Linked DNA regions of Homo sapiens: region 2 is linked to region 1. A link is an interaction called in ENCODE POLR2A ChIA-PET data of the cell type or tissue named here. Cell type or tissue: HCT116. All regions are shown on one strand. Links, peaks and the distances in the headings refer to the core of each region. The heading gives the core; the rest is flanking DNA.

What was found. ChIA-PET counts read pairs that join two places held together with the same protein. Peaks named below come from ENCODE experiments on the same cell type or tissue, not always from the same donor. Only the 100,000 strongest peaks of a DNase experiment are listed, where the experiment ranks them.
Region 2: POLR2A ChIA-PET joins it to region 1 with 6 read pairs; 8 of 35 experiments call an interaction of 5 or more read pairs at or near these places.

Annotation. Positions count from the first base shown.
Region 1 is chr16:69,526,983-69,534,108 of GRCh38, reverse strand. No RefSeq gene overlaps it. Among named protein-coding and RNA genes, the nearest start is that of MIR1538, 35 kb to the left of the region's middle. RefSeq lists enhancers at 3,149-3,443, 3,023-3,732, 3,002-4,201, 4,189-4,483. In HCT116, for the core only: no CTCF peak of the experiment used is centred there; DNase peaks (open chromatin) are centred at 3,298 and 4,358; H3K4me3 peaks cover 2,274 bases; H3K27ac peaks cover 4,235 bases.
Region 2 is chr16:69,415,328-69,422,453 of GRCh38, reverse strand. No RefSeq gene overlaps it. Among named protein-coding and RNA genes, the nearest start is that of CYB5B, 5.7 kb to the left of the region's middle. In HCT116, for the core only: no CTCF peak of the experiment used is centred there; no DNase peak of the experiment used is centred there; H3K27ac peaks cover 4,855 bases.

The sequences.
Region 1 (7,126 bases), core at 1,354-6,353:
TGTTAAAAATCATCTTTCTTTTGCCTTATAGAAATATTTATCAATCTAGCATATGGCATATGTGCACAATACAAATGTAATATGACATTCAAGGATGTAATTGCTAAGATTGCCATATCATTCTCTTTGGTATAAGAAAATAATAGATTGAGTATCAGAATCTGAAAGGCACAGGACTCCAGGAGAAAAGGAGTCCAGGAAAAGATAGAAATGCTCTTTAAAGGGCATCACGATATAGGACATGTGTGCAATTAGCTCAGTCTTGAAAAGCTTGATGTAAGATTAAAAAAAAAAAAATCACCAGCATCCTTAATTGTGTACACATTTGTTGAGTGCTTACTATACGCAGACACTGGAGACTCAATGATGGAGAGAAAACGTTCCTATCTTTCTGAGCAATGCAGTCTGCATAAGAAGGCATTGTTGGCCAGCACAATGGCTCACACCTGTAATCCCAGCACTTTGGGAGGCAGAGGCAGGCGATCACTTGAGGTCAGGAGTTCAAGACCAGCCTGGACAACATGATGAAACCCCATCTCTACCAAAAATACAAAAAAATAGCTGGGCGTGGTGGCACATGCCTGTAATCCCAGCTACTCGAGGGGCTGAGGCAGGGGAATCGCTTGAGCCCGGGAGGTGGAGGTTGCAGTGAGCTGAGGTCACACCATTGCACTCCAGCCTGGACAACAAAGTGAGACTCTGTCTCAGAAAAAAAGAAAAACAAAGAAGTAATTGCTCTATCTAGTCTGTGGGTAGCATCAAATGACTGAGTTAGGAAAGATTTTCTCCATCTGATAATACTTAGAGGGGTGGTTCTCCAAGTGGGGTGATGTTCCCCGCAGGGGACATTTGGCAATGTCTGCAGACATTTTTGAATGTCACTTCTGGGGGGCGGGGGAGGAGTGCTTCGGGCACCTAGTGGTAGAGGTCAGGATAGTAAACATCCGACAAAGTACAGAACACCTCCTAAAACAAAGAATTATGTGGCTCAAATATCAATAGCGCTGAGATGGATAAACTCTGACTTAGACCATCAGGATTCTTTCTTGGAAGTTACAGAGTTACGTTTCATGGTGGGAATGGGGAGGGAGTGTCCCACAAGGAGATGGCAGCCTTGCAGAGACGTGAGTGCAGGAGGGAAAAGGATTTACCTGGGTGATCGGGAAGCTTGTTAGGCAAAACTATGGGTGGAGACAGTCCCAATTTACTGAGAATGCTACTCCAAACGTTAATTTGTAAATTGCTTCTTTGGCATATCTTGGATCCCTTCCATGCCTCCTTCCAGAAGGAGACCATATGTTAAAAATGAAAGGCTCTGGAGATAAAATCAAAAGACCTGGGTTGAATCTCAACTTCATAATCATGAAAATCATTTTACTTTTCTAAGCCTCAGTTCCCACTTTTGAGAAGTGGGGATGCAAATGCTACCCCTCCCACTGCTGAGAAGAGAACAGTTGTTTGGGCTGCTTGGCTCTGGATACAGGCTCATGTGTAACTCTGACATTGTATGTTTATAACATATCAATAAATGAAAAGGGTGGTTATAAAGCAGTACATATTGTATGCATCCAATTTTTGTTCAATGTGAATGTCTGCTGAGAAAATAGTCGGGAAGTAATTATATCAAACAGCTAACATAAATTGTTCTTGAATGGCCAGAAACAAAAACCAAACCAAAACACGAACCAATATATTACCTTTGGTATTAGATAATAAATACATGTTATTGAAATTCATAAAAGTTATCTTTTTCAAAAGAGATTTTATGATATGAGAAATACTTAGGATGTAATTTAAGCAAAAACAAAAGCAAGTTAGAAATTGCATGAACTTGCCAGACAAGGCTCATGCCTGTAATCCCAGAACTTTGGGAAGGAGGATTGCTTGAGGCCAGAGTTCGAGACCAGCCTGGACAACACAGTGAGACCCCACCTCTAAAAAAATGAAAAAGAAATTAGCCAAGTATGGCAGCATACATCTGTAGTCCAGCTACTTGGGAGGCTGAAGCTGGAGGATCACTTGAGCCTAGAAGGTCAAGGCTGCAGTGAGCCATAATCATATCACTGCACTCCAGCCTGGGTGACAGAGTAAGACCTTGCCTCAAAAAAAAAAAAAAAGGGGTTGCACAGGCTTGCACTGTTCAACATGGTAGTCACCAGCCCCACGTGCCTACTGAACACTTGAATGTGGCTAACTCTGAATTCAGATGTGCAAGCATGTAAAATATCTCATTTTTAATTTAATAATCATAAAAATTGCTAAATGTTTATATTGATTATATGATAAAATGATATTGTTGAAATATTTGGTTGAATATAATATATTGTGCAGTGGCTCATGCGTGTAATCCCAGCACTGTGGGAGACCAGGGCGGGCGGATCACCTGAGGTCAGGAGTTTGAGACAAGCCTGACCAACATGGCGAAACCCCGTCTCTACTAAAAATATAAAAATTCAGCCAGGTATGGTGGCAGGCACCTGTCATCCCAGCTACTCAGGAAGTTAAGGCAGAAGAATCGCTTGAACCCAGAGGTTGCAGTGAGTCAAGATCATGCCACTACACTACAGCCTGGGTGAGACTCCATCTCAAAAAAAAAAAAAAAAAAAAAAAAAAAAAAAAAAAATATATATATATATATATATATATATACACACACACACACATACACACACACACAATTTCACCTGTTTTTATTTTTCTTTAATGAGGCTTCTGAAGCATTTTAAATTACATATATGGTTCACACCTGTGGTTTGCATATTTCCTTTGAATAGTGCTGATATAGACTGCAGAAACTTGACTATATAATGAAAAAATACAGAGAAAAAAAATAGAATGGAAAAATACCAAACTCATCACTGTGATAAAGTTTAAACGATAGGATTATAGGTGATTTTTTCTGCTTCTTTGCATTTTTCTGCACTTTCAAATATTCTACGGGGTCCAGATCTCCCTGTGATAATTTGGAAAAGGGCAAAAGGAGTCTAGAATCTCTCCTGTACTCCTGGGGCAAAAACTATTCTTCCTTAAAAAGATTACATCTTATGGGGACTGTTATTTTGTGAATTAAAAAATGGGGTGCCAGCTAGTCTCCATGGTTCTGGGTATGACGGAGAAGGTCCCACATTCTGATCCCTGCTCTGGGCGAGGAGGGGCATCTTCCTCCTGCCTTCCCCACAGAGAAGGAACCAAGGGTATGAGAACTATGAGAAGCAGCTCCGTGGATGCTCAGAACATCCCTGGGCAAGGAAGTGAGTCATCCGGTGAGTCAGCCCCGCCGCCCTGCTTTCATTCTTGGGATTGTTCCATGTCACTGCTCCTCTCTGTTACCCTTTCCCCCCCACCCCCGCATCACATGTGTGGTCTCAAGGCAGCCCAGGCAAATCGCACTAAGAAGGGCTCCTGGGTGCTCAGCACCTAAAGTGGGTCATTCATGGCACTGCCTGCGGTCACCCACAAGCTCGCCTCTTACTCTCATGTCAACTCATCCGGCAAAGGTGTTATTAGCATTCCCATTTCACAGATGAGAAAACGAGACAGAGAGAGGAGAAATACTTGGCCAAGGGCTCACAGGTAGGAACAGACTGGGTCCTGAGATTCAAGTTCAGGCTGATTCCAAAGCATGTGTTTCCTAGAACTTTCATCTAGGTCTGCCACAAACAGGACTGGGAAGTAATATATTTTTTTTTTTTTTGAGACGGAGTCTTGCTCTGTCGCCCAGGCTGGAGTGCAGTGGCGCGATCTCGGCTCACTGCAAGCTCTGCTTCCTGGGTTCACGCCATTCTCCTGCCTCAGCCTCCCGAGTAGCTGGGACTACAGGCGCCCGCCACCACGCCCGGCTAATTTTTTTGTATGTTTAGTACAGACGGGGTTTCACGTGTTAGCCAGGATGGTCTTCATCTCCTGACCTCGTGATCCACCCGCCTCGGCCTCCTAAAGTGCTGGGATTACAGGCGTGAGCCATCGCGCCCGGCCAAGACTGGGAAGTAATTAACTTGTGTCTTCCAAGCCTCCATTGCCCTAGATTTCAGGAGCCTGAGACCTTCATAAGGTCTGATCGCTCTCTTACAAAACAGGTCTCTGGGAAAGAGTCTAAGAATCTGATATCAGACATTTACAACGAAGTATGAATTTAGGCCCATCATTACTCCTTCGGTGAAAACCTGCAATGTGAAGTCTTATTCCAATTGTGGGGTGAAAGACTAAAAGGAATGTCTACCACTGGAATACACACTGGGGAGATGTCTGGGGAAGAAAGGGCGTGTGCTTAGAGCTACTCTCTGTTGAACCGGACCAGGAGCCACCCTGGGCCATCTGCTCGGGAACGCAGTCTTGCTTCCAGTTTACTAAACCAGGTGGGTGGGGCCAAGGCCCAGGAAGCAGACGCTCATGTGATGTAGCTGCCACAAGAATCCCACCCCCTACAGATTCCTCCAGTGGAGAGTCACACCTAGGGATTAAGCATTTCCCTTTCTTTTCAACCTTTTGATTTTTTGGTAATTTAATGTTTTTATAGGTAATCTGTTCACATGGTTCAAAAATTATATACATTACACACACACACACACACACACAATTTTCTTTCTCTTTCCCTTACCAAGTCCTCCTTCTCCCTAATTCTTATCCCACTCCCACAGTCTCTGATGTTATTAGTTTCTTGTGTATCTTTCCAGAGTTTCTTTATGCATATACAATAAATGCACACATGCACACACAGCCACCCTTCTTTTTATACAAAAGTTTCAGGCTCTTTTTACAAAAGTAAAAATGCTACAGGGAAGAACACATTGCAATAAACACTTGAATTTAAAGGAATCTAGCCGGGCACAGTGGCTCACATCTGTAATCCCAGCACTTTGGGAGGCCAAGGCGGGCAGATCACCTGAGGTCGGGAGTTGGAGACCAGCCTGACCAACATGGAGAAACCCCGTCTCTACTAAAAACACAAAATTAGCCAGGCGTGGTGGCGCATGCCTGTAATCCCAACTACTTGGGAGGGTGAGACAGGAGAATTGCTTGAACCCGGGAGGCAGAGGTTGCTGTGAGCCGAGATTGCACTGCTGCACTCCAGCATGGGCAAGAAGAGCAAAACTCTGTCTCAAAAAAAAAAAAAAAAAAAAAAAAAAAAAAAAAGGAATCTATAGGTATTTTCTTTCTGGGGCCACTAACTAGGCCCCAGTTTTTTTTTCAGCTTTTGCGTTTTTAATGTCAGGTTTAATAATGCATAATGTACATGCAGTAAAATGTATCCTTTTTAGTGGGCAGTTCTGCAAGTTGTCACAAATGTATACAGTCTCACAGCCACTACTATGATCAAGATGCAAAAGGGCCCGGCGCAGTGGCTCACGCCTGTAATCCCAGCACTTTGGGAGGCCGAGGTGGGTGGGTCACATGAGGCCAGGAATTCGAGACCAGCCTGACCAATGTGGTGAAACCCCATCTCTACTAAAAATACAAAAATTAGCCGGGCATGGTGGCGCATGCCTGTAATTCCAGCTATTTGAGAGGCTGAGGCAGGAGAATTGCTTGAACCCAGGAGGTGGAGGTTGCAGTCAGCCAAGATCATACCACCGCACTCCAGCCTGGGCAACAGAGTGAGACGCCATCTCAAAAAAAAAGAAAAAAAGATAAAAAAGACTTCTCCCACCCCCACCACCAAATTCTTTGATGCCCCTTTGCAGTCTCCTCTATTGCCACCCCCAACCCCTAGCAACCATTGGTATGTTCTCTGTGCTTCTAGCTTTATGTTTTCTAGAATGTCTCATAGATGGAATCATACATCATTCCACAAAAATATGCACTCTTTTGTGTCTTGCTTTTCTCACTTGGCAGAGTGCATGTGAGATTCATCTCTGTTGTTGTTGCATATGTCGTGCATGTTAATAGTCTGTTTCTCGTTATTGGCGAGTTGTATTCCATTATTTGGATGTACCACAGTTTGTTTATCTGTATATCAGTTGAAGAGTTAAAGGACATTTGGACATTCATTTGGGTTGCTTGCAGTTGGAGGATATCATTTCCATTACTTCTCTTCTTTTTTTTTTTTTTTTTTTTGAGACGGAGTCTTGTTCTGTCACCCAGGCTGGAGTGCAACGGCATGATCTCGGCTCACTGCAACCTCCGCCTCCTGGGTTCAAGTGATTCTCCTGCCTCAACCTCCTGAGTAGCTAGGACAACAGGCGCCCGTCACCATGCCCAGCTGATTTTTTTTTGTATTTTTAGTAGAGACGAGGTTTCACCATGTTGGCCGGTCTCAAACTCCTGACCTCAGGTGATCCACCTGCCTCGGCCTCCCAAAGTGCTTGGATTACAGGCGTGAGCCACCCTGCCCGGCCTCTCTCTCTTTTTTTTTTTTTTTTTTTTTTTTTTAGTGATAGGGTCTCACTCTGTGGCCCAAACTGGAGTGCAGTGGTGCCATAATAGCTCACTGTAGCCTGAAACTCCTGGGCTCAAGCAATCCTCTCACCTCAGCCTCTCAAGTATTAATAGCTGGGATTACAGACACATCACTGCCCCTGGCCATCTCATTTTTAATCTTTATAATAGCCCCATGACTTGGACTCACTAGCCTCATCCTAGAGGGGAAATCTGAGGGCAGGAGAGGTTCAGTGGCCTGCCCTCCCACATCACTCAGTGGATAAGTGGCAGAGATGGGATCTGAATTCAGATTTGACAGGAAAAAACCTTCTGCTGGGAACGGCGATGTGATCCTGTCTTCCTGCCACTATGTTCAAAGGAGCCAAAGACACCTAAGCTGTAAGGGCTAAAGGTATTAATAAAACACAAACTTCTCTTTCTAATTTTGGCTCCCTTACAAGAATTCAGACTAGTGGTGAGAGGAAATACTAACAGGGGCCCCTCTAGGCTGGCAGCACGCTCTACTGCCTTGAGCCTACCAACTTTCCCAAAGGGAATGATTCCTAATGTTTTCGAGTGGGTATGGAATGTGCTCTTAAAAGTTTATAGTTCACTTAATACGCATCATCTCATCAAAGAACAACTTCACAGAGGGGTGGACCTGGCTCTCCCTGCAACCCACCTACAGAGCACGGACACCTGGTGAGCTTCGTGCTCAAGCCTATGAGTGACCCTTAGCATTTCCCTCAATTCTGAGCCGTACACCCCT
Region 2 (7,126 bases), core at 743-5,742, 110 kb after region 1:
AAATAAATAAAAATAAAAAATAAAAAAATTACAAATTCTAGCACTTAAGTGATATATACCTGTAACATTATATTTGAAAATGTTTTTAGAATTTCAAATAAGTAAGTTACAAGAATAATACAATGAATGACCATATACTTTTAGCTTAGGTTTACCAACTGTTAATATTTTTCAATATTTGATTTTTTCCATATTATTTTGATCATTGTTGTTAATAATGCTGAACTATTTCAGATATCACCACCCTTTACAGCCAAATAATTCTACATGTATCTTCTAAAAATAAGAACATATTGTCACGTAACTGCAGTATGAATTTCAAATTCAGAGAATTTAACATTCACACAAAATTATTATCTAACATACTCTCCATATTATTTTCCATTATTGCATTCATGTCCTTTGTGAAATTTTAGTGTGCCTGTATGACCCAGGATCCAGTTCAGGATCATGTATTGCACTTAGCTAAGTCTCTTGAGTCCCCTTTAATCTAGAACATTTCCTTAACTTTGCTTTTGCTTTCATGACATTGACATTTTTAAATAGTATAGCCTCAAATTGAATTTTACACTGAAAAATTATTGTGACCTAAATGTTTTGGTTATAAATTTATATTTACAATTGATAGCACATGTTAGCCAGAAAGTCTGGCTTGGAATACCTGTCCCTGCCACTCACAAACTTGGTGACCTTGGGCAGGTTTCTTAGCCTCTTTTTTTCCATGTGGATACCCACTTGTTCCTGCACCATTTGATGAAAACACAATTCCCCCTTGAATTGTTTTCCTGTATCTGTCGAAAATTGATTGATCATATAAGTGTGGTTCTCCTTCTGAAATTTCTACTCTGTTCCGATGACTTATTTGTTTATCCTTGTGCCAATTCCACAGTCTTGATTATTGTAAGGCACTAAATCAGGTAATATAAGTCTTATAGCTTTGCTCTTAACTTTTGAAAATTATTTTTGCTATTCTAGATCCTTTGTATTTCCACATACATTTTTTTTTTTCACTCTCATCACCCAGACTGGATGGAGTGCAATGGCACAATCTCAGCTCACTGCAACCTACACCTCCCGGGTTCAGAGTAGCTGGGATTACAGGCCCCCACCACCACACTTGGCTAATTTTCATATTTTTAGTAGAGAGGGGGTTTCACCATGTTGGCCAGGCTGGTCTCAAACTCCGGACCTCAGGTGATCCGCCCACCTCGGCCTCCCAAAGTGCTGGGATTACAGGCATGAGCCACCATGCCCGGCCCCACACACAATTTAAAATCAGCTTGTTGACCAAGTGATCAAATTAAAACATCTCCATAATAAATCATGTTGACAGCATGTACCCCCGGTGTGATGTGATGAAAAGGGCATGTTGCCACTGTGGCATTCTTCCACAAAATCCATAACCATAGTCCAAGCATGGGAAAAACATCAGGTAAACCCAAACTGAGGGACATTCTACATAATGCCTGACCAGTACTCCTCAAAACTGACAAGCTCATAAAAAAAAAAAAAAAAAAAGGAAAGATTGAGAAATTGTCACAGACTCAAGTAAACTAAGGAGACATGACAATTAAACGCAGTATAGTATCCTGGACTGGATCCTAGAACAGAAAAAGGGCACTGGGGAAGAATTAGTGAAATCCAAATAAAACAGTAAGGTGCCAGTGTTGATTTCTTACTTTTGACAAACATATTATGGTAATGTAAAATGCTATCTTTATGGAAAATTGAGTGAGTATACAGAAACTCATTGTATTATTTTTGCAACTTTTCTGTAAATCTAAAATTATTACAAAAAAAGTTATTATTTTTTGCTGGGCACTGTGGCTCATTCCTGTAATCCCAGCACTTTGGAGGCTGAGGCACAAGGATTGCTTGAGCTCAGGAGTTCAAGACCAACCTCGACAACATAGCAAGACCTCATCTCTTTTTTTTTGAGACGAGTCTCACTCTGTCACCCAGGCTGGAGTGCAGTGGCATGATCTAGGCTCAGTACAACCTCCGCCTCCCGGGTTCAAGCAATTCTCCTGACTCAGCCTCCTGAGTAGCTGGGATTACAGGTGCCCACGACCATGCCCAGCTAATTTCTTTGTATTTTTAGTAGAGACAGGGTTTCACCATGTTGGCCAGGCTGGTCTTGGACTCCTGACCTCAGGAGATCCGCCTACCTCGGCCTTCCAAAATGCTGAGATTACAAGCGTGAGCCACTGTGCCTGGCCTGCAAGACCTCATCTCTTTAAAAAAATGTAAAAATTAGCTGGGCATGGTGGTGGGCACCTATAGTCTCAGCTGCCTGGGAGGCTGAGGCAGGAGGATTGCTTGAACCCAGGAGTTGGAGGCTACAGTGAGCTATGATTGTGCCACTGCACTGCAGCCCGGGTGGCAGAGTGAGACCCTGTTTCTAGAAGAAAAAAAAAAAAATCAGCTTCTTAATTTTACAAAAGTGCTTATAGATGAATTTACAGAAAAAAGACACCTTAAAAACCTTACATTTCATGAACCATTTACTTCAGTTTAATTTGTAGTTTTCAATGTAGACATCTTTAGCATCTTTTATTAAATTTATTTCTAAATGTTTCGTTTTTTAATGCCCCTATAAATGAAATTATTTCATTTTCCAATTGTTTGCTGCCAGTCTAGATAAATATAATTGATTTTGTACATTGACTTACTATCTTATACCTTGCCAAATTCACTTATAGTTCCTGTAATTATTTTATGGATTTCTTAGAATTATCTATGTAATAAATATGTCGTCTGCTAATAGAGACAGCTTTGCTTCCACCTTTCTTCCCAATCTGTATGCCTCTTTTTTCCTTGCCTTGTTGCACTGGCTAGGACTTTCAGTACAGTGTTGAATAGAAATGGTGAAGTTAGCATCCCTGTCTTGTTCCTAATCTTAGGAGGAAAGCATTCAGTCTTTCACAATTTAATATAATTTTTCAGTAGATGTCTTTTATCAGCTTGAGGATCTTGAGGATCTAGTTTCCTGAGTTTGTTTTATTTTTATTTTGTTTTTATTAAGAAAGGGTGTTGAATCCTGTTGAATATTTTTTCTTTTCTTTTCTTTTCTTTTTTTTTTTTTTTTTTTTTGGTTGTTGTTGTTGTTGTTGAGACAGGGTTTTGCTCTGTGGCCCAGGCTGAAGTGCAGTGGCACGATCACAGCTCACTGCAGTCTCAACCTCCCGGGCTTGCAAGCAATCCTTCCACCTCAACCTCCCAAGTAGCTGAGACCACAGGCTCCCACCATCACACCCGGCTAATTTTTGTATTTTTTGTAGAGACAGGGTTTTGCCGTGTCGCCCAGGCTGGTCTCAAACTCCTGAGCTCATGTGATACACCCACCTCAGCCTCCCAAAGTGCTAGGATTACAGGCATAAGCCACTGTGCCTGGCCTGTTGAATATGTTTTATACATCTATCAGAATGATCATATTATTTTCCTCCTTTATTCCGTTAATATGGTGAATTACACTGAATGGTTTTCAAAAACTTAACCATCTGGCCGGGCGTGGTGGCTCATACCTGTAATCCCAGCACTTTGGGAGGCCGAGGCGGGCAGATCATGAGGTCAGGAGATTGAGACCATCCTGACTAACACGGTGAAACCCCGTCTCTACTAAAAATACAAAAAATTAGCCAGGCATGGTGGCACGCACCTGTAGTCCCAGCTACTTGGGAGGCTGAGGCATGAGAATCGCTTGAACCCGAGAGGCGGAGGTTGCAGTGAGCCGAGATTGCACCACTGTGCTCCAGACTGGGCGACAGAGCAAGACTTCATCTCAAAAAAAAAAAAAAAAAAAAAAAACTTAACAATCTTTGCATTCCTGAGATAAATCCCACTTTGGTTATGATGCTAATCTTGTTTATTGAATTCAATTTGCTAATATTTTAAAAGGATCTTTGCATTTATATTCATGAAGAATATTGGTCTGTAATTTTCTGTTCTTGAAGGTCTTTGATAGTTTTTTCAAGCTCTTTGACAAATATTTACTGGGTAGCTACAGTAAAGCATTGTGGTGACATGAGAATTAAACAAAATTCTTAGCACACTGCCTATCACAGAGAGTCCCCAGTAAATGCTAGCTATTTTGGGGGTTATTATTTCTAGATGCTGAAAAATGAAACCCAGTTCTTGAGGAAATTTACAAGGAAGATGGCACTTACCATATAAAACAAGTTTAACATGAACATTTTACTATTGCTGTTTTTACAAGTTAGAAAATTCTCTCCCCAGGCTGGATGACAATCAGTGTGAATTCTGTAATTTACCTCAGATAACAGTACCTTAGCGTGTGAGACACTGCTCCACCAGGGTTGTTATTTACCTTGCAAGCTCATTTTATTGCTTTTGTATAAACAGGAAATGGTCAAGGCAAACACTGTGCATGCTCCTTGAGAACAGAGCAAGAAGCGAGGATGCTGTCCCAGTTTTTGCAGCCATCGGGCATGCCCTGTGTTCTCATACCCTTTTGAGGCGGCAGCGGGAAGGAATGTTCCCTTTTCCTCTTCCAGGAATGAAATACAATGAGGTGGCCCTCCAATCTGTTCTTGCCCTTCTCAAGATATTATGTTCCCTGGCAACCTACTCTTTGCTCCTGCCAGAGGGAAGACAAACTTCTAAAGCTGTCACACTCCAACACTCTTTCCCTTCCCAAGGCCAGGCTTGAGTCATCCAGTGTTTGGGAAGCTTCAGGAAGTCCTTGCAAAGTTAGGAACCTATATCCTCCAGGGGACAGCCTCAGGGGTGTTTGGTTGTCAGCATTCTGGAGTAGATCCCACCCCCAAGTCAGCCAGATCTTCCCGGCCCGTTAGGTGGCCTCTTCTGGAGTTTCATCCAAGACCATCCTGTCAGTCTTATCCAGTGAGGTCCAACCCCCACCAGCCCAGCCCAGCTTCTAGGAGTGAAAGAAACTATAGGCTGATGCAAAACAGCCATTGGCAAGAATGCTTTCCACCCTGGGTTGCTTTTCCTGGCTTCAGAACAGTCGCTGTTCTTCCTTCCAGTGTTTGCTAGCTTATTTTTAATAGGTAATAAATACAATTCACTTTTATTTATCCCTTCCACAGCCCTTCCCTTTTTATACAAAGCATAGCTTATTATAGATAAACTTAATTGTTTTATTTGTTGCTTTATTCGCTTAAAATTTTTCTTCAAGTTCATTCAATATCTTTATTTATTTATTTATTTATTTACCGAGACAGAGTCTCGCCCTGTCACCCAGGTTGGAGTGCAGTGGCACGATCTTGGCTCACTGCAACCTCCACCTCCCAGGTTCAAGTGATTCTCCTGCCTCAGCCTCCCAAGTAGCAGGGATTACAGACACAGGCCACCATGCCCGGCTAATTTTTGTAATTTTAGTAGAGACGGGATTTCACCATGTTGGCCAGGCTGATCTCTAACTCCTTGCCTCAAGTGACCTGCCTGCCTTGGCCTCCCAAAGTGCTGGGATTACAGGCTCAATATCATTTTATTCTTTTATTATTTTAATTTATTATTATATATATTTTTTTGAGACAGAGTCTCTGTCGCTAAGGCTGAGTGCAGTGGCGCAATCTCAGCTCACTGCAACCTTGGCCCCCCAGGTTCAAACAATTCTCCCGCCCCAGCCTCCAAGTAGCTGGGATTATAGGCACACTCCACCACACCCACCTAATTTTCGTATTTTTAGTAGAGATGGCATTTCACCATGTTGGCCAGGATGGTCTCAAACTCCTGACCTCACCATGTTGGCCAGCCTGGGTGACAGAGCAAAACTCCAACTCAAAAAGAAAGAAAAAAACTGGCCCACAAATATTCATAGTAGCATTATTTGTAATAGCCAAAAAGTGGAAACAATCTAAATGTCCATCAATTAATGCATGGATAAATAAAATATGGTTGTATCCTTAAAATGGAATAGTATTCAGCAACAAAAATAGCATGCTAAAACATGGTGAAAACATCATGCTAAGTGAAAGAAGCCAGTCACAAAAGATCACATTCTATATGATTTTATTTATAGGAAATTTCTAAAAGGGGCACATCTCCAGAAAAAGAAAGTAGATTTAGTGGTTGCCTAGGACTGAAAGAGTTGGGGGGAAATGGGGAGTGACTGCTAATGGGTAAGAGTTTTCTTTTGGGAAAGATAAATATGTTCTAAAATTAAATTGAATCTCATAAATTTGCATAATTATTATGTATCAAAAATAATAAAATAAAATTAGATTGTAATAATGATTGCACAACCCTGTGACTATACTAAAAAAAATTCAGTTTTACAAGATAAATGGTAAATTGTATGGTATGTGAGTTATATCTCAATAAAGCTGTTAAAATCACAAACGAAACCTAGATATAGTGTTAGAAGTCTGGATTCAGTGTTGCAGAAAAGTCATGAAGGGGAGGAGGGAGAGTGATTTAAAAATATTGAAAGGCTGCAACCCCTGTCAGGTGCAGAGCCAATGAGTAAATGGATGTAAAAAGACTTTAAAATTGTGAAGCTCTTTACAATATAAGGGATTCTTTTTACTTTTTTTATTCTTTTTTTTTTTTCTTTCTTTTAAATGGGTTCTTGCTGTGTTGCCCAGGCTGGAGTGCAATGCCAAGATCTCAGCTCACTGCAACCTCTGCCTCCTGGGTTCAAGCGATTCTCCAGCCTTAGCCTCCTGAGTCGCTGGGACTACAGGCATGCCCCACCATGCCCAGCTAATTTTTGTATTTTTAGTAGAGACAGAATTTCACCATGTTGGCCAGGATGGTCTCGATCTCTTGACCTCATGATCCGCCCGCCTCAGCCTCCCAAAGTGCTGGGATTACAGGCATGAGCCACTGCACCCAGCTCTTTTTGTTTTTTTGAGATAGGGTCTCACTCTCTTGCCCTGGAGTGCAGTGGCATGGTCATAGCTCACTGCAACCTCGAACTCCTGGGTTCAAGTTATTCTTCTGCCTCAGCCTCCCAAGTAGCTGGGTCTACAGGCATGTGCCACCATGCCCGGCTAATTTATTTTATTTTTAGAAGAGACATGTTCTCCCTATGTTGCCCAGGCTGGTCTCAAACTTCTAGGCTCAAGCAATCCTCCTGCCTCGGCCTTCCAAAGTGCTGGGATTACAGGCATGAGCCACAGCGCCTGGCCAGATTCTTTTT